Regions from separate parts of the Homo sapiens genome. Here all the other regions are linked to region 1. A link is a loop called in an ENCODE intact Hi-C map of the cell type or tissue named here. Cell type or tissue: endothelial cell of umbilical vein. All regions are shown on one strand.

What was found. Peaks named below come from ENCODE experiments on the same cell type or tissue, not always from the same donor. Only the 100,000 strongest peaks of a DNase experiment are listed, where the experiment ranks them.
Region 2: it touches region 1 in a loop (10-fold over the local background); 3 of 110 quality-filtered maps call a loop at or near these places.
Region 3: it touches region 1 in a loop (5-fold over the local background); 7 of 110 quality-filtered maps call a loop at or near these places.
Region 4: it touches region 1 in a loop (14-fold over the local background); 3 of 110 quality-filtered maps call a loop at or near these places.

Annotation. Positions count from the first base shown.
Region 1 is chr1:244,296,525-244,301,524 of GRCh38, reverse strand. All of the region lies in intron 1 of LOC105373262 (a long non-coding RNA gene), which reads left to right. Among named protein-coding and RNA genes, the nearest start is that of SPMIP3, 54 kb to the left of the region's middle. RefSeq lists an enhancer at 1,734-1,803. In endothelial cell of umbilical vein, a CTCF peak has its summit at 1,884 (motif pointing right); DNase peaks (open chromatin) are centred at 404, 1,884 and 4,874; H3K27ac peaks cover 1,448 bases.
Region 2 is chr1:242,452,485-242,457,484 of GRCh38, reverse strand. All of the region lies in intron 1 of PLD5 (phospholipase D family member 5), which reads left to right. Among named protein-coding and RNA genes, the nearest start is that of PLD5, 70 kb to the left of the region's middle. In endothelial cell of umbilical vein, a CTCF peak has its summit at 2,550 (motif pointing left); no DNase peak of the experiment used is centred here.
Region 3 is chr1:244,347,168-244,352,167 of GRCh38, reverse strand. No RefSeq gene overlaps it. Among named protein-coding and RNA genes, the nearest start is that of SPMIP3, 3.0 kb to the left of the region's middle. RefSeq lists an enhancer at 1,524-1,583. In endothelial cell of umbilical vein, no CTCF peak of the experiment used is centred here; DNase peaks (open chromatin) are centred at 2,367, 2,947 and 4,797; H3K27ac peaks cover 2,636 bases.
Region 4 is chr1:243,746,205-243,751,204 of GRCh38, reverse strand. The region is part of intron 2 of AKT3 (AKT serine/threonine kinase 3); the gene reads left to right. Among named protein-coding and RNA genes, the nearest start is that of AKT3-IT1, 46 kb to the left of the region's middle. In endothelial cell of umbilical vein, a CTCF peak has its summit at 2,308 (motif pointing right); a DNase peak (open chromatin) is centred at 2,314.

The sequences.
Region 1 (5,000 bases):
ACCGGCCTCGGCCTCCCAAAGTGCTGGGATTACAGGCAGGAGCCACCGCGCCTGGCCTCCCTAGACTTTTATGAAGTGGAACTCTGCCCAGTGCTGTAGGAAGCAACGGGAATCTGCAGTCAGGCAAGCCTGGGATTTTAAATCCTAGTTTTCTACTTTCTAGCTGTGTGTCCTTGGGCAGATTATTCTTTGAGCATCTATTTCATCCCCTTTAACACACGCGTAACAAGGTAAACCTCACAGGGTTGCAGCAAGTGTCAAGTCAGTGAGCGAAGAAGCTCTTCCTTTCCTATGAAAGTCAGGATGACCGATCTTGGGCTGCTTTTAAATTCCCATTCCTCCAGAAGCAAAGGTCCAGTGCAGATTTGGCAAAGACTCCGAGAAATGACCTTGTTTTTCTATACTGAGAAACTTTCTTAGGAAAACAGTAGATATTAGGGAGAAGGTGAAGCCAAGGGCAAGAGAAAATGCAGCATAAACTTCCCATGACTGAGTGAGCTGCAGAAAACTGATAAGGAATATAGTTTACCCCTTTTTTGAAAGAAGAAACAAATAACTTCGTATTACAGGAATTCCATACTTCAGTGTGTAATTAAGTGGATTCTGGCAGAAAGAATCTGGGATTCTGGAGTCTAATCCTTATTCTGAAAACCGCTTCATTTCAATTTCTAGTTTTCCTTGCTTGTTAATGCCTAGGTTGTGTTGTAAATCACAGGATCTTTAGGGAAAATAAAAAAGTACTGGAAAAACCTGGGCAGGCTAACAGGGCAGGCTCTGACTGCCATTGTCACCTGTGACACCCTGTCTCTAGTCTGGGAACACATTCTCTCTCTCTCTTTTTTTTTTTTTTTGAGATGGAGTCTCGCTGTCGCCCAGGCTGGAGTGCAGTGGCACAATCTCAGCTCACTGCAACCTCCACTTCCCGGGTTCAAGCAATTCTCCAGCCTCAGCCTCCTGAGTAGCTGGGACTACAGGTGCCCAACACCACGCCCGGCTAATTTTTGTATTTTTGGTAGAGACGGGGTTTCACCATGTTGGCCAGTCTGGTCTTGAATTTTTGGCCTCAGGTGATCTGCCCACCTCAGCCTCCCAAAGTGCTGGGAGTACAGGTGTGAGCCACCGTGCTAGGGACACATTCTCTTTCCTGTGTGGTGGTTTTCACTTGAAGCAAGAACCAGTTATCCCCCTTCTCCTGAGAAATGACAAGCCTGTATTTTGGCAAATATGTTGGTTTGCAAATCTGTTGCAAAACAGATTTCGGTGGTGGTGGTGGTGGGGTGGGCGCTCCCCAGCCCATCCTGGGAGGTTTTATTACAAAAATAACTAATTCAAGGACCTCCTTGTGGCTGGGCGCGCTGGCTCACGCCTGTAATCTCAGCACTTTGGGAGGCTGAGGCGGGCGGATCACGATGTCAGGAGATGGAGACCATCCTGGCTAACACGGTGAAAACACGTCTCTACTAAAAATACAAAAAATTAGCCAGGCGTGGTGGCGGGCGCCTGTAGTCCCAGCTACTCGGGAGGCTGAGGCAGGAGAATGGCGTGAACCCGGGAGGCGGAGCTTGCAGTGAGCCGAGGTCGCGCCCCTGCACTCCAGCCTGGGCCACAGAGCAAGACTCCGTCTCAAAAAGAAAAAAAAAAAAAAAAGAACCTCCTTGTAAGTCAGCCTCTCCCAAAGGAGGACATGGAGGGCCAGGCTAGTCCTAGAGTCTCTAGCAGGGCCACTTCCCTGAAGTTTTGTTCCTTGCTGGCTTAGCCCAAATAAACAGACCACTCTTCCTGTAGCGCTAAAAAGTCACTCGATGGCTTTCTGTTTCAGATTTGGTTTCAGAAGGGTTTTGTCAGCTTTCTGTAAACTGCGTCTGTAATTGAGGCCGGCCGCCTCCAGGTGGCACCAGTGTGCCGTCCCACGCTGAGTCTGCTCTGAGAATCAAGACGTTTCACTACCGCCCAATTCATTTGAGGAACTACTGCCAAGATGCATCTTCCTAACGATTTCTCTGCCCAGAGCCCTTCAGAGGCTTCCTGTTGTCTGCTAGATAAAGCCAAGCTATCAGTGCTCTCAGCCTGAGAGCAAGCTGAGATGCAGTCTTGTCTGAGTCTGCAGGGTGGTGGGAGAAGAGGCATGGGGCTTTTTGGTTGCAGTAGAGGGAGGAGATTGTTTGAGAAATGGGGGGAAAGAACTGAAACAACCAAAACAATGAGAGTGAAAAGGAACCACGACACCAGTGTCATGGACTTGTGTCTCTGCAGAGAAGCAGGGCATGTCGAAACTGCAAGCTTTTCGTTTCTCTCTCTCTCTCTCTCTCTGTCTCCTTTTTTGGAGTCTCGCTCTTGTTGCCCAGGCTGGAGTGCAGTGGTGCGAGCTCACCTCAATGCAACCTCCGCCTCCCGGCTTCAAACAATTCTCCTGCCTCAGCCTCCCGAGTAGCTGGGATTATAGGCGCCCGCCACCATGCCCGGCTAATTTTGTATTTTTAGCAGAGACAGGGTTTCACCATGTTGGTCAGGCTGGTCTCGAACTCCTGACCTCAGGTGATCCACCCGCCTCGGCCTCCCAAAGTTCTGGGATTACAGGTGTGAGCCACCACGCCCAGCCTAAAACTGCAAGCTTTTCACACAAGACCCAGGACTTACATTTTTTAGTGCTCACTAACACAAGTAATAAAATGTGACACAGAGGGAGGGAGGGAGGAGAGGGGCTTTCTCCTCTACCTTTACAAGAAACACAGTGAAACCGCTTTGCAAAAATTAGGTCAGTGAGAGAACTATGGCAGTGAGGGAGATCTGATCTAGCCAACCCTCATCTTGCCTTTAGCCTTCAAGTTGCCATTAATTGTTAATATTTCTGGGTGTAGGCCAAGCTAACTTTGAGAGTTAAATGATAATAGCCCTTTCCCCAAAGTCAGCTGCTTTTGTAAAAGTAATGAGAGACCACCAGGCTAGCAGGGTAGAGGAGCCTGAATTCTGCTAAGGTGTAGACATAAATGATTGCCAACCATTATTCTGCAGGTCATAAGATTTGCAACCTCCCAGATTACTCCTGCAGATAATATCACCGTTATAGAGCCTAAGATTGGCCTTTGGGATATCTTTTCAGTCTTTTTTTTTGATGTCTGACACTCATGCCTCCACCTAGACCCACTGACCCCTCCTGTGGCCCCACCCACAAAGGACTCAGGCACAGGAGGACCATTTCCCACACCCCTATGATTGCACCCCCAGCCAATCAGCAGCAAGCACCCATTGCCCAGACACCTCCATCCCTTCTCCCAAACTACCCTTCAAAAACTCCTAACCTCTGAGCCTTCAGTGAGGTCGATTTGAGTGATAACTCCATCTCCCATGTGGCATGACTGACCTCGAGTCAATTAAACTCTTTTTATTTTTTTGAGACGGAGTGTTGCTGTGTCACCAGGCTGGAGTGCAGTGGGGCGATCTCAGCTCACTGCAACCTCCACTTCCAAACAATTACTCTATCTCAGCCTCCCGAGCAGCTGGAACTACAGGTGCGCACCACCACACCTGGCTAATTTTTGTATTTTAGTAGAGACTTGGTTTCACCATGTTGGCCAAGATGGTCTCGATCTCCTGACCTTGTGATCTGCAATGCTGTGGTCTCTGTGAATGGATTTTGTTTGTGTAGTGGGCAGGAAGCACCCATCGGGTGGTTATAACAGCATGACTCTAGGCTTGCCACACAGCTGTGACGGTGGCACACAGCAGCCCTCAAATGGCTTCACAAGCAAAAAACAACAGAGGGGCCCAGGGCCAAGGAACGTGAGAGAACTCTTTATGAGCTTAAACGACAAAACCCAAGATCCCCGAAACACTTGGAGAGGATTTTGCAAAGTTAGATCTCCTCTATCAAGGATGTTGGGATAAGAGTCAATGAAATAGAATTTTGGTGGCTGCTGGGGGCCCATCAGCACCTACTAGCTGGAGAGCCAGAGTGGCATGTATTTCATCTTCCCGGGAGGTTTTATTACTGACATTACTCCAGAACCTCCTTATAAATTGGCCTCTCCTGGACACTTGCTCTTTTAGGATTAAAAAACAACTTTGTTATTATTCTCTTTCTACCACTGCCTTCAAATAAAGCTATTTTTCTCCATTCCTGGACAATCTCTTGGACGAGGGCTACAACTCAGTCAGGCACAAAAGTACCAAGCTTTTGAATATTGGAATCGCCTCACTTTTCAATCTAAGGACAGAGCTTCAGTCTTTCAGCCAGTTCATTGCTGCTTTTGCAGCCGTATCTTCTATCACTTTTTTTATTTTTATTTTTTCAAGTGAACACTTAATTTTCCATCCATTTCTTTTCTTCTTTCTCTCTCTCTCTTTTTTAAAATTAATTAATTAATTAATTTTTTTTGAGGCAGTCTCACTCTGTCACCCAGGATGGAGTACAGTGGTGCAATCTCAGCTCACTGCAACCTCCACCTCCTGGGTTCAAGCGATTCTCATGCCTTAGCATCCTGAAGAGCTGGGATCACAGAAACATGCCACTGCACCCGGCTAACTTTTGTATTATTATTATCATTATTATTATTATTATTTTGGTAGAGGCAGGGTTTCATCACGTTAGCCAGGCTGGTCTCGAACTCCTGACCTCAAGTGATCCACCCACCTTGGCCTCCCAAAGTGCTGAGATTACAAGCATGAGCCACCGTGCACGGCCTCCATCCACTTCTGAGAGTGACATTGCAGTGTTTGAGCCAAGATTCCAGTCTTTGGGCCTACATATACTATCTTCCCCTTCCTGCTCCCAGTCCTCAGAGTTTCCTGTTTGCTTTTTATTTCTTTTCTTTTCTTTTTTTTTGTCTCAAGATCTGTTTGTGGACTCCAGAGCTTCCTTGTTTCATTGGGAGGCCGTGTGGTAAGACGTGAAGACACAGGATGGGCATGTTGCTGATCTGGCGATTCCCTGCTAGCCCTGTGTCTTATCTGCTGTGTGACTGAACAAATCACATGTCCTCCACGATCTTGGCTCCTTTACC
Region 2 (5,000 bases), 1.8 Mb after region 1:
GACCATATATTAGATCTTTCCACCATACTTCTCTTCCTCGGTTTACTGTAGGATGGTTACCAAAGAAATGTTTTTCGGCAGCAGTAACAGAACTAGATTTAGGAATATTAAGAAAATTTAACGTGAGCAATGCCAGTTTAGTTGTATGTGAGGGGTAGACAACTCCTTATCCCCCTCTTTTTGTTTAAGTAATTGTAATTTTGAAGTTCTCTTACTTCTTTCTACAATAGCTTGGGCTTGTGGGCTCTAAGGAATACCAGTAATATGTTTAATATGCCACTGATCAAGCAAATTTTTAAAAGCTTTACTACAATAGGCTGGACCATTGTCTGTTTCGAGTTCACTAGGAATTCCCATCACCACAAAACATGAAAACATATGTTTTTTAACATGAGACGTGGCTTCTCCGGTTTGACAGGGAGCCCAGAGACCCCCTGGATAAGTGGATGATGGAATTTATTTAGAGAAACAGAATAAGCGAGAGTGTTCTCGGCAGCTTTTGTCATGTTTTATCATAGAGATTTTCCTTTTTGCAAAGCTAGAGACATTCTTGTTTTCCCATTCAACTGCGCATATGGAAGGAATTAGGAAATAGTGTTACGGACGCAGTGTCGGGCGGGGATTTTGGTAACCTGAAGAGCACTCACTCCTTCTGAAAAGAAAGCTGCTTCTGGACTCCAGGTCTGTGTTCCAGCGTGGAAATGCAGTCTCACAGGGGCCAGATCTTCTGATGTTTCAAAAGAAATCAGAAAACTAGATTTTAATGAAGTCCTCCCCACCTTTTGTTCACAACACAGCAGAAGCCAATATTCATCCCTCAGGTGGCCAGTTTGCAGTCTCTGATATAGACCATCACCAAACAAATGATACCTTTTATAATGCCTAATATCAATCATGGACAGCTCACACAGTAATTCTAAATATGCAAACTTGCTTGCTGACTTGCGCACTCAGCCTGCAGGTGTTTCAGTCACTTTAAATCTAAACAGATTTTATTTTCTTTTTAGAGTTCTTTAGGGCAGCACTGTCCAGTAGAAAGTTCTGCAATGATGGGCATGTTCTAAATGTGTGCCTTTCAGTCCAGTCGCCACCAGCCACATGGGACTCTTGAGCATTCGAGATGTGGCTAGTGTGACTAAGGAACTGGATCTTAAATTTTATTTAATCTGAATTAATTAAAACTTTGTAAATCGTCACCTGTAGCCAGTGGCTAGCAAGCCTTATCTGAAGGTCTCTACCATTCTCATCCCCTCAGAAACCCAGCTCAGAGTCACTGAATGGAACCAAACTAATGCATGCTTTTGATTGCAAGGCGGAGTAAGGAGGGGAGGGAACAGATCCACTCCAACCTTGGTTGGGGTCAGGAGAAAATTCCATGTACCTAAATATATGAAGCTTATAAATCAAGCTGACACACTCTTAAATAAAATATGTTCCCATCCTTCTACCTGTGAAGTATTTCTTTGTAATGTCCTGGAAGGACAGGTTCAAATTTAGAATTCCTGGACTCCTAGGTCTCTGCCCTGGGGCACAGTGGCATGGGGGGAGCTGGCCCTTCTGTCCCCACCCCGGCTCTATCCCGCACCACAACTGGTGTAGCACACCTGCCTGGACAGAGTGGAACTTTACATAACTGCGGTTCAAGGACCATCTTTGGGACACTTCTGTTGATCAGATCTCTTTTCTCCCTCATGGCTGTAGCTGCATTTGACTTTAAGACACCTTACACAGCCTTGTAGAAATGCCATATAAAGTGAGCTCCTGTATTGATTTGGGCATGAAGCTCCCTTCTGGGACAAGTGCTATGTCTGATTGATGCCTTCTGGGAGTCCATATAAGCGCCTACTTCATTGCCTACAAATTGAAGGATAATCACTTTTCTAAACAGGCTTGCACTGAATTCTTCAGAGGCAAATTAGAACTGAACCTGGCTGCTGCCTTTAAGGTGTGTAAGACCTGAAACAAGGAATGGGTACAGGTGTGACTTTGGTCAAAGGTTAATAAGGAGATTTCACTTCATTAAGCTGCTTGTTTCACCATCACTAAATCTCTTTGGCAACCTGCCTCAGAAGACTTCTTACTTGGGACGGTCCTTTATGTCAAAAAAATTGGGGCGTAGAAGATAAATTACAGGTTGCTTTTAATTCAGGTATAAATCAATCCAGTGAGCTCCATGTGATGAAAGTCATTAGTTAAAAAATCAAGTATCTTAATGCTTAGAATTTGCATCTGGATTATCTTCATCTAAATAAAGCCTTTCAAATGATTTGCAAATTCTGGCATTAAAATAGGTAAAAGAGAATAAACATAACAGTCACACTCCATGCACACATAGATGTATGTGAAAAACTTGAGCAGTTTGAGTTGGAGGGCAGCTTCTGAAGCTTATTTTGAACAACTGATTGATCACATTCGTTTCTGCTGGGAGGCATTTACGCCCGTATTTTTAACAGGTGATTAAAAAGTCATTTCTCCACTTGGAGAAAAAGCTGGAGAACTATACCCTGATTGTGCTGGGGCTCCCTCCTGTGGTAAAAAAGAAGAACAGGCACATACATAATTCCTGACAGCTGAAGAAAAGAAATAGATGGTCCCAGGGATAGAACCGGAAAGGGTAAACTGTGACGATCTGCAAAGATTCAGGGCATCCGGTCAGCTCTCTCTGTAATTCAGGCTTGTCTGGGAAACAAACTTCAAGCTTTCTGTTAGATATGTTAGACCCTGGAACACACTCTGATCTACAATGGCTGCTACCCTACTTAAGGGCACTCACATTTTACCACTCTCTCCTTAATTTCCTTTCTATTACAGCCACTTTTCAGCGTTAGAAACTCTTTTATGATTTCGTAGTTCATAATACCTTAATAGAAATTAATGTAAACATTTTACAGATGAAATATGTTTTCCCCTGTGTCTCTTTTCATATATGCAAATGCTTAGCAATCTTGGGTGGTTTTAGAAAGTGATGGTTTCTTTTTCTCAGTGCCTTGACCTCATTTTTTTCTTTTTTTTTCCTCTGCCAACATCAATTTAAGTCTATTGAAACAGAAACCTTTGAAACAGTATTAGAAGCTGAAAGCCATCCCTACATGCTTTATGACTGTTAGACTGAGTGGGTTTGCTTGAGATTAAATTTGCCTTTTTTTTTTTTTTGACACGGAGTCTTGCTGTGTTGCCCAGGCTAGAGTGCAATGCATGATCTCGGCTCACTGCAGCCTCTGCCTCCCAGGTTCAAGCGATTCTCCTGCCTCAGCTTCTCGAGTAGCTGGGATTACAGGTGACCGCCACCACACCTGGCGAATATTTTTGTACTTTTAGTAGAGACAGGGGTCTCACCATGCTGACCAGGCTGGTCTCAAACTCCTGACCTCAAGTGATCTGCCCACCTTGGCCTCCCAAAGTGCTGAGATTACAGGCATGAGCCACCGCAGCCAGCCTGAAGTTAAATTTGAAAGTATCATCTTGTCCATGTGACTCTTTTAAAGGGTCTCTAATCACCAGCGCACGTTGAGCTCTCCTAGCCCTGCTGCCTGAATTAGCTGCAACTGTGAGGCTGAGAAGGAGTGGGTGAGGCTAAACATATCCAATGGCCAGGCAAAAATACATAGGTAGTACAGGAAGATAGGACTAGGGGTTAAAACTGGTGTTGGGAGAGACAAAGAAAGATAAGCAGTTCACAACACTTTTCTTGTTTCTTTTATGAGAGAGGGGTGGACAGGTGTCATTCTGCAGCTATGGGATAAGTAGGAGCCTATGTCTCTGCATTTTCTCTAAATTCTATCCTAAAGGGGAGCCCTACATTGTGATAGTAGGGAGTGGGTGTCGCAGTGGCCATAGGGAGCTTCCAATCTCTAGGGACTACCTTTTTGGAATGGCAGGTACACTTTTCGTGAATGCAGGATGAGCATTTGAAAATTTTGAACAGGCAAATAATGAATACACTGTGTAGGGAGGTAATGATGTCTTGTTGGGCTTCTCAAAAACATTTCAAAGATCTTCTAAGGGTACAATAAAAATTTCATTAAAAAGATAAAATGCATTTGCTCATAAGAAAACACTAAATGAAATAGGTATTACTTATATGCATTTTGTCTTAGCCTATTTAGGCTGCTATAACAAAATGACCATAAACTAGGTAGCTTACAAACAAAGAAACTTATTTCTCCCGATTCTGGAGGCTGGAAAGTCCCAGATCAAGTCACTGGCAGATTTGATGCCTGGAGGACCTGCTTCCTGGTTCCTAGATGGTGCCTTCTCCCTGTGTCCTCACCTGGGGGAAGGGCAAGCAATCTCCCTTAGTCATGTTTGATAAAAGTACTAATCCCGTTCATGAGGGCTCCTCTCTCTTGATCTTGTCACCTTCTAAAAACACCACCTCCTAACACCATCGAGCTGGGGATTAGGTTTCAACATACGAATGTGGAGGGGGCCACAAACATTCTGACAATCGTGAAATTTGTAAAGGGATTTCTTTTTCCTTTGTCTTTTTCCTTTCACCTTTCCATGTTCAGAAGAGTGGGAATAGCCTTCCGCTGAGCATTTTACCTGCTTGGTCTCAGACTTTTCACTGTTGTACCTGGATTTTTAGTTGTTAGGGGTGTGTGGGAAGATAGGACCTAGGGGGTGCAGAGGAAAGGACTGGCTTTCCGGATGTCCACATCAGGGGTGGGGGGCAGGGTCTGGTTCGGCCACCCAGGCTGGTGTGCAGTGGCGCAATCTCAGCTCAGTGCAACCTCTGCCTCCTGGGCTCAAGCCATCTGCCCATCTCAGCCTCCTGAGTAACTGGGACTGCAGACACACGCCATTACACAAAGCTAATTTTTTTATTTTTTGTAGAGATGGAGTTTCACCGTGTTGCCTAGGCTGGTCTGGAACTCCTGGGCTCAAGCGATCCACCCGCCTCAGCTTCCTAAAGTGCTAGGATTATAGGCGTGAGTCATCGTGCCCAGCCTGGATGTCCACGTTTTTTAATGAAGGTATACGAACTACTATTTTATAGA
Region 3 (5,000 bases), 51 kb before region 1:
CTATATAGAAGCAAGCCATAACCTGAGAAGAAGAGAGTGGCAAAAATATTTATTCTGACCAACCTCTGTCAAAACCAAACCAAACCAAAACGAAACACTGGCATTTTTTTTTCTTTTTTTTTTTTTGTGATGGAGTCTCTGTTGCCCAGGCTGGAGTACAGTGCCACAATCTCGGCTCACTGCAAGCTCTGCCTCCCGGATTCAAGCGATTCCCCTGCCTCAGCCTCCTGAGTAGCTGGGACTACAGGCGCGTGCCACCACGCCCGGCTAAGTTTCTGTATATTAGTAGAGACGGGGTTTCACCACGGCCAGGATGGTCTCGATCTCCTGACCTCATGATCCTCCCGCCTCGGCCTCCCAAAGTGCTGGGATTACAGGCGTGAGCCACCACACCCAGCCAACACTGGCATTATCTACAGTAGGTTGTCCTGGAAACAGGGACACTTCTCACTTATATACAGTTTGCAGGTTAGAATGTAAAATATTTCCATAAGATTCCAGAAGGCACTCAGGAGAGACCAGGGGCCAGGCTGGGTTCCTGCTGGGAGCTTAACCTACATGGAACAGGCATAAAATAATGTAATGACAGAGTCTTGGTGACAGCATTTTGTTGAAAGCAGATAAGCTAGGGAAAACTTAAATAAATATATGAGGACAGAAGCAACAAACTGGAACCACACTAAGAGAAAGGATAAATTGGTTTGATTTGTTGAGTGAGCACCACACGTTTTTTTAGCTATTAGACACACACCATCTAGAATCTCCACCACCACCATGGAAGGAGATTCTCTTTTGAAAATGAAGTATTTCTATTTGAAATGAAGGCTAAGAGAAGAAGCTACGGAACTTGCCTAACAGTCACACAACGAGGCCGTAATGAATCTATGATTTGAATCCAGCTATTTGACGTCAAAGGCGTTTTAAGAGTAATAACCAGTATTCTTCACTGAGGAAAAAAAATGAACAAAAAATCCCCATGTTCTTTACGTAAGACATACCTGGCAATATAACAGAAAGTACAAAGAAGAAAGTTTCACTCGCGTTCGTGTGAAGAGACAACCAAACAGGCTTTGTGTGAGCGATAAAGCTTTTTAATCAGCTGGGTGCAGGCCGTCTGAGTCCGAAAAGAGAGTCAGCAAAGGGGAGATAGGGGTGAGGCCGTTTTATAAGATTTGGGTAGGTAAAGGAAAATTACAGTCAAAGGGGGGTTGTTCTCTGGCGGGCAGGAGTGGGGGTGACAAGGTGCTCCGTGGGGGAGCTTTTTGAGCCAGGATGAGCCAGGAGGAGGAATTTCACAAGGTAATGTCATCGGTTAAGGCAAGGACCGGCCATTTTCACTTCTTTTGTAGTGGAATGTCATCAGTTAAGGCAGGAACAGGCCATTTAAATTTCACTTCCTCTGTGATTCTTCAGTTACTTCAGGCCATCTGGATATATACGTGCAGGTCACACCAGCAGGCTATCAGTAAAGTCCTCCTTACCGGTGGGAGGTGGAGTAGGGCTAGCCCCTGGCATTCTGTAGGGAAGCAAGTGTTAAAACTTTCACTTAAGCCGGGCGTGGTGGCTCACGCCTGTAATCCCAGCACTTTGGGAGGTCAAGGCGGGCGGATCACCTGAGGTCGGGAGTTCGAGACCAGCCCGGCCAACATGGTGAAACCCCCGTCTCTACTAAAAATACAGAATTAGCCGGGCGTGGTGGCGCATGCCTGTAATCCCAGCTACTCGGAAGGCTGAGGCAGGAGAATCGCTTGAATCCGGGAGGCAGAGCTTGCAGTGAGCCGAGATCGAGCCATTGCACTCCAGCCTGGGCAACAAGAGCAAAACTCCGTTTCAAAAAAAAAAAAAAAAAAGTTTCACTTACAGCACAAAAGGACAGAGTAGGAGGAGGAGGAAGCAACTGGCAGGTGCAGTTTCTCAGGCATTTGAGAGGTTGGAGAAGTCATTATGAGAGTAATGAAACTGGCTGGTTCCTGATGAGTACAATCTATGCTTTGCAGTAAGACGGTAAACATCATCATTAATTTAGGCAAAGTGTGAAAGCAGGGCTCCCCCTTTGCAGCATACAGAGGGGCTCTCATTTCCTGCAGCAGGGGGGCAGGAAAAGATGAGAATTAGACTAAGGATTTAAATATAAGGGTAGTGGGGCCCCCGAGAAGAACCTGGCAAATCTGCTCTGCCAACATCATGGCTGAGTTTGGAAAGGATTGGTGACCTCAGATTTGGTTGAGGACAAAGAGGTCAATGCACTTGACGGCTTGCAAACTCAGATTCCTCTCTGTCCGGGGTTATTATTCCTCCCTGGCTTGACGGCTTGAAGATAATGCAGGGGTCGTCTCACCACCGCTTCAGGATTTACCATTTCCTCTGCTGGCCGCCAGACGATAATTAGATGGAGCAGCAACATGACCCGCAGGGGAAGTGCCTGACCCACTAAGAGAGGAAAGAAATGATGAGTCAAAGAAAAATAATCTGAATTTCAGTCAGAAGGAAAGATTAGACAAATTCAAACATTCTACAGCATAACTGGCCTGGACTCTTTAAAAATGATAAAGTCAAAAAAGATACCAGAAGGCTGAGAAACTCTTCTAGATTAAAAGAGAACAAGAGATATGACAAAGAAAAGCAATCCGTCCTCTTGGGCTGGGTCCTGGCCCAGACTGGGAAGTCCCCTGCCGCAGAGCCCGATGCACTTTCTGGAGGCCCTCTTGAGGACCAAGGTCCTATTCCCCAGCTGAAAGCTTTGCCTGCTCCTAGATCATAGTTCACTTATGTGCCAAGAATTGGCATTACCCAAGATTACACACCCTTCCTGGGGTAGCCCATGTCCAAAGATTGATTAACACGGGGATACAAAAGTCCAGCCTTCTTGCTTGAATTTGGGACATCTCTGGAGTTCCATTCTAGTTTCAGAGCTTTCCGTGGCATTGGCTGACGCATCTGAAGTAAGTGACTCATAGTTCAGCTTCTCCCTTTGCCAAATCCTGTTTTCTTCACTCCCTTCCACGTGTTGCTACACAAGCACGCCCCGATAGACCACTTCCCAACAGACTGCTTCATGAAAATTTCCATCTCAGAGTGTGGAGCCCAGGAAACCCTGTCTAAGAGACCAACTCAAGGCCAAAGGACCTCCCCCTTCAAAAGAACTGCAACCCTGCCGTTTTCCATCTGTCTCCGGTCAAATGTTGCGATGTTTACACTGGAGCAGGTACACCATGTGCTTTGGGGGTAGGGGAGGGAATGAAGAAGATGGTGGCTAAAGAGCATTCCGTCAGCCATTCCATCCCATTATTCCATTAGACCCATGGTCACGTGCACCTGTAGTCCCAGCTACTCAGGAGGCCAAGTGGCAGGAGGATCGATTGAGGCCAGGAGTTCGAGACCAGACTAGGCAACATAGTGAGACCCTGTCTCAAAAACAATTTTTTGGCTGGACATGGTGGCTCACACCTGTAATCCCAGCACTTTGAGAGGCCAAGGCGGGTGGATCATGAGGTCAGGAGATCGAGACCATCCTGGCTAACACGGTGAAACCCCGTCTCTGCTAAAAATACAAAAAATTAGCCGGGCTTGGTGGTGGGCACCTGTAATCCCAGCTACTCCAGAGGCTGAGGCAGGAGAATGGCGTGAACCCGGAAGGCGGAGCTTGCAGTGAGCCAACATCATGCCACTGCACTCCAGCCTGGGCGACAGAGAGAGACTCCGTCTCAAAAAAAAACAAAACAAAAAACATTTTTTTTATTTACAAAAGCCACATTTTGCAGAACTATCTGACATAATATTCTCAATGACAATTTAAAAATGTCTCTTTATCAGACACACAATACATAGTGTTTAAGGAGAACCTGCCAGGTACTCATTCCTGTACTGGCCAGCTGGGAGTGAGGAAATTCTAGGAGACGTGGAGACGATCATAGGCCAAAAGTGCAGCTCTGCACCTTGGCTATAAAACAGGGCAATAAAACCTACCACATGAGGCTCATTCCCAACGGGATTACAAGCAGAATGTCTGTGACAGCACTTTGTTGTTTGCAAATGTTAGTTATAATTATATAGTACAGCCATAAACCTCAAAAAGCTATGTAGACTGGGAGGTCACACTCTGACTCATTGACATAAACTGTCCTTTGGGACAATTGCATATTGGATATTCTCCTCAGACCTTTTTTCACTTTCCCCTGGATTTTTTTATTGTAAATTGACCATTTATAATTGTATAATCAAATATTTTATTGAGAAAATTTCAAACTTACAGAAAAGTTGAAAGAATACAACAAGCGTTCATGTACCTTCAACCTAGTTTCACCAATTTTTAATATTTTCACATTATATAATTTTTTTCCGAACCATTTGAAAGTAGACATCATGACAGTTAATTCTAAATATTTCAGCATGCATTTCCTAAGAATAGGAACATTTTCTGTTAACCCCAGTGGGCTGTCTCATCTAAGAAAAGTAACACTAATTTTATAATACCATCACATATACAGTCCAAATTTGAATTTTTGTAAATGACCCACAAATGTTTTTCGAAATGTATCTTTTCTTCCTCTCTTATTTTCAGTGACCCATGATCGAATCACATTCTATTCGGTTATTATGTCTCTGGCCTCTTCTAATCTATTTCCCCTCATTCTTTTGTTTACTTTTCATGATAATAACTTGGTTTAAAGAGTGTGTGCCAGTTGTAGAATGTCTCACAGTCAATTTTTTTCTCATTTGCTCATGATAAGATTCTAAGGAAACACTGTTGGCATGAGTACCCCATGTGGGAATTTGTGGCATACTGTATACCTTTAAAGACCTTATCAAGGACTTAAATAGAGTTCTTTTGGTTTTAAGTTACAAAAATAATCACTATTAACTTGATAAAAAAATTAACTTCTTGGAAGGCAGTTTATTGGAGTGGACTATAGAATTGAAGGAAGGACGGGACTCACCATGCCTCAAGGAGGCAGTACCAGGTCAGGTCTTGGGATCCCAGAAGCAGGGGTTCATGGTCC
Region 4 (5,000 bases), 550 kb after region 1:
GATTCTTTGCTGCTAATTTTCCAGAAGTCCTTCTCTTTCAGAGTCTTTTTTTTTTTGAGAAGCATTTAAGAAAATTATGTTGAGTTTGGTGTAAATTAGAGTTGTGACAAATTATAGAGCAGTTTTCACAAGTAAAATTGGGCCAGTTAGCTCAGAATTAGAAAATTAATCTTTTTCCAAAGCATTATCTCACTTTCTGTGTGTTTGTAGTGTTTATAGACTGATAGTATCAGTACCAACAGCTAAAACAAAAGTCAGTTTTTTTTCTTTTAAAAAACATTATTTCTTTTTAATGAACAGTTATTGAAGTATTGGCCTTAATTGGCTAGGTGTGGTGGCTCATACCTGTAATCCCAGCACTTTGGGAGGCCGAGGCGGGCAGATCACCGGAGGTCAGGAGTTTGAGGTCAGCCTGGCCAACACAGTGAAACTCCGTCTCTACTAAAAATACCAAAATTAGCCAGGTGTGATGGCAGGCACCTGTAGTCCCAGCTACTCGAGAAGCTGAAGCAGGAGAATCACTTGAACCCAGGAGGCAGAGTTTGCAGTGAACTGAGATTGTGCCACTGCACTCCAGCCTGGGCGACAAAGGGAGACTCTGTCTCAAAAAAAAAAAAAAAAGATTAGCCTTAATCAACAAGCATTTACTAATAACTTACCGGTAAAGAGTAGTATATTCAGATTTAAAACATTTTGAAGAAATGCCCAGAAGTGGAGGACAAAGGCATTGAGCTTGCTGTCCTTGTAAAATACCGTGTGTGCGTGCGTGCGTGTGTGTGTGTGTGTGTGTGTGTGTATACGTGCATGCATGTGAGAGGGGAGAGAAGGTGGGAGAAGGAGGCATACAGTAGTTGCAAGTTAACATAATAGAGAATTTTTAAAACCTTAGGACACATCTAAAGATGATACAAAATGTATGTTAATGCAAGATAAAATTTGGTTTATTAGGGACAGTGAATTATGATTTGAAATAATTGGGGCAAATTTAACCAAGTAGGGTTAAAGCATTACTTTGAAGGAAAGGAGGGTATTAAGCAGTACATAATTTTGAGCTAAATTCATAGGCAAATCAATTTCTATTTAGAAACTGAAGCACTTTCTTTATAAAAGCATGACTTCGCCTCTTTATTTGCTCAAGTATATATGAGGCCATATTGCATTTAGCCTATATGAGAAGGAGAAGAAAGCAGAGAAGGAGTTATGAGGGAGATTGGAAGAGAATAAAAAGATCACTTCACTTTAGATGCCAAGCAAGAGCAATTATTACAGCATTATTTCAGGATTCAAGGACAACAAGGCCTGTAAAGAGGCCACTGATAACCTCATTGGTGACTTTGTGGAGATCAGTAGTAGTGATGGTAAATAGCAAATTGGCAGGAGTTGAAGAGTGAATGGATACTGAAGAAATGGAGACAGTAATCATAGATTTTTCTTCTGAGTTATTTTTTGATAAAAGGAAAGAAAATAGATTACAGCAAGCCAAAGAAAGATGATTTTTGGATGGGATGTTTTGAGCATATTCATAGGTTGAAGGAATGGAGTCAAAATACAGAGGGAAATTCAGAAAGATCCAAGAGAGAGATTCATCATTTGACATAATCAAATCTTAGATGACAGTAAAGATGGGACACAAGAAAGAGGGGTTAGTTCTTGAAAACTAGAATGTATATGACTTCCTTTGTTATAAGTAAAGGGGGTATTCTGAATGTTTGAAGTAGAGAGCTGGGAAGTTGAAGTTATTCACGTTTAATGGTTTCCCTGCTTTCTAGGAAGTAGGGATATTATAAAATGAGAAAGATGGGGTTGGGGGAGAGGGGTTTGAAGAGGGATAAAGAAGATGTGGCATGATTCCTTTAGAAAACAATCATGATCAAGTCAACTAGAGATGAATGAAATAATTTCCCAGGTTTGCATGAATTATGATAGATTTATTTGGTTTAGTTTCGTGATTTAGTATAGCAGTACTCAGAAGAGTTCCACATAAAATGGATTATATCATATACCTAGGATGGAGACTGATAAGATGTGTATAATGAAAGAAAAAGTGGATTAGAAAAATATAGAATGATCAGGGATTCCATAGAATGAGACAAGTAGAAGGGAACTTTTCAACTGAGAAAATAGGGAGAGAATGAAGGACTAGAAGTGGTAAGGAAAAGGAAGGAGGAAGTTCAGTAGAACTGAGGAAATTATAATATTAGCTTAAAATATTAAAGTATTCATGCAACAGTGTGTGAGGGCCTGCCATATGCTAGGTACTGTTCATTTGTATTTACAACAGATGAAGTACCAAGTAGTACTTCAATGGAGTTGCCACTAGATGTCACTCTGATTCGTATGGTAAGGCTAACCTTGACACGTACTCAAGATTGGGGCTTTGAAAGTCAGACCTGTATAAACAGGCAATTTTTAATAGCCTATGCAGATCAATTATTATCCAGAAATCTTATTCATATAACTAAACTACTTTTGAGAGAATATTCTCATGAGAACAAAACCTCTCAAATTTGAAAACTTCAAGTTATTAATACTGTGTTTGCATTATTGATTTATTTTTATTATCTTAATCACACTAAATAGTATTTCTCAGTGAACTTTAACATTTTCTGAAATTCTACATTAAAGTTTGTGAATTTATTTTCTTTATATTGTTTTATTTACTTATCTGCTGAATTGGTTCTGGTTTTATAGGGACTAATGAATTTTTATAAGCACTAATAAAGCTGCTTCTTTCTAAGTGGTGAAGATTGTGCATGTGAACACCAAAGTTGTGAGTATAGTTTTACACTGTGTGGCCTTCCTATCAACTAGAAGGAAGAACACTGTCTATCCAACTCTTGTTTTTTTTTTTAAGTCCCATTCTTGTTTTCTGTTCAATCAGTATAGCTTTGCCTCTTTATCTTCATGTTGAAATAAAGGGTCATGTTTAGAAAGCTTGTCAGAATTCCTGCCTATCCACAATTTTTTACAACTTGGTTCTTTCAAAACTCTGAACAATTTTGGATAGCTATGCAATATAAATATTAAAACACAAAAAACCAGACACACCAGCAAACCATGTTGATTTCCACTGAATCATATAAACAATACCCAGGCATGCTATATGTTTTAAAAGATATATTTATGTTTGTGTATCTTTTAATTTTTTCTTCATTTGACAGGGGAAAGATGTGAGATTATACAGCATTGCTAGAACCGTTGGGCCTTAGTATAAAACAATTTACAGGTCATTATGGTTGAAAAAGCATAGCATCACATTTTTTGCATGTGCTATGCCTAGGTATATTTCAGTGCTTGCTTCAGACATCGTTTCATTACTGACTCTTACCGATCCTTGTTATTCATTATGGTGTTAAGTAATTTTTAGCCATGTTTGCAAGAAACCTATACTATGTCTTAAGTGAACTGTCTTACATTTATCCCTTTTGATTTTTTTTGTGTTTATGGATAAAGTCAGTTTACAATAAGTTTAATGTGGTTTTCTATGGTAATTCCCAATGTGATACTAAGAGTTTCATTTGCAAAGGTACCTATTTACTAAGCATGTTGTTAGGTGACATTTTGGTCTGTTCATTGAAGATATCTCCCTTTAATCTCTTCATTGTGTCTTGGGAAAGAAGTCATTTTGCTTTGGACAAGTGAACGTGAACATGCTGCATTTACTGGGCTGTACTGGGTAGAATACAAGTACAAGAGAGAAGGTCAGTTACAACTTAGCAGCAATGGCAATGTAATTTTACTTTCCCCAAATTTTGTTGAAGCAGTCATTAAGAATTACACTCTATAATAAAAAAAGCATGAAAATATGATGCAGAAATCTCCGTTAATGAAATTCCTCTTGAAATTATCCTCTAATTCCCTTTTAATTCTCAAATTCACTTTGCCGTATAACTTTCAAAATGAAACTTCTGACATTTTTGTTTGTTCTTGGAAAAAGTGTTCATTTCTTTGCAGTTTTACGGTGAAAATAATATCCTATATTTCTTTTTAGGAATATATTCCTTTGTTGTGCTAGGAACAGTAAGTTTATTTAGATAATAGCCATCTACACTCTCTATCTCTAATCCCCAAAGGCCTTAACCTCCATTAGGAATAAATGTAGATTTTTGTTTGCTTGAAATAGCTTCCTGGGCATGTAAAAACCCCTTTGACATCATTATTTAGGGGCTCCCATCCTCCCAATGGAATCACAGCCTAATACAAAAACTTTGCAGCTGGTGAGCTCCCAAAGCCCCTTTTGATGATTGTTGTTAAACTCAGCATGGCAGCTTGCAGTTGTTCCTTTCCTGTACTGCCCCCCACCCCCCATGTTCATGTTCTTCATGACAATAAGAATTCTCCAGAGGTAAAACACAGGGCTGAAAATTTCTGATGTCTCCTTCATCCTCTGTTTCTTCTCATTCATTTCCATTCTAAGCATATTTATAAAGTTTAGTGGAGATTATCAAGGGAAAGATTCGTTCTCTCTCTGTCTCTAATAAACTAATTTCTTTAAAAACAAACAATTGAATATGAAAGCATTGAATATGCAGAGGTTATGAGACCCCTCATCTTTTCTGTAGAGTATGTTAGTTTCAGGTACATTAGAAATCAGAGGTCCTGGCTGTGACTTAGTTCAAACTTGGAAGTTTCTTATGTCATACTGTGTTCTTTATTGATAAAGTGAGGGGACAAATAACCCAAGCAAGTGGTAATTAAATGATTCATTAACTCAGTGACACACTAATTGACCAGAAATTTTCTCTAAAGTTTTTGTTCTAACTTTAACTGGCTGTATCAAGTATAGGCTTATGTTGGTATTATTTAGGGGAAAAAACATTTATCACTCAAGATAAAGCATGTTTAGCTCATTGAAATGTAAAGACAGAATACATTTTAATAGAACAATTACATATGATATGATTTAGATATTATGAAAATAACAACCATAATTGAGAAAGATCTAAAAAGACCTGGGACTGATAGGCAAGTTAGAAATGGACGTTAAATTATTGAAAAAA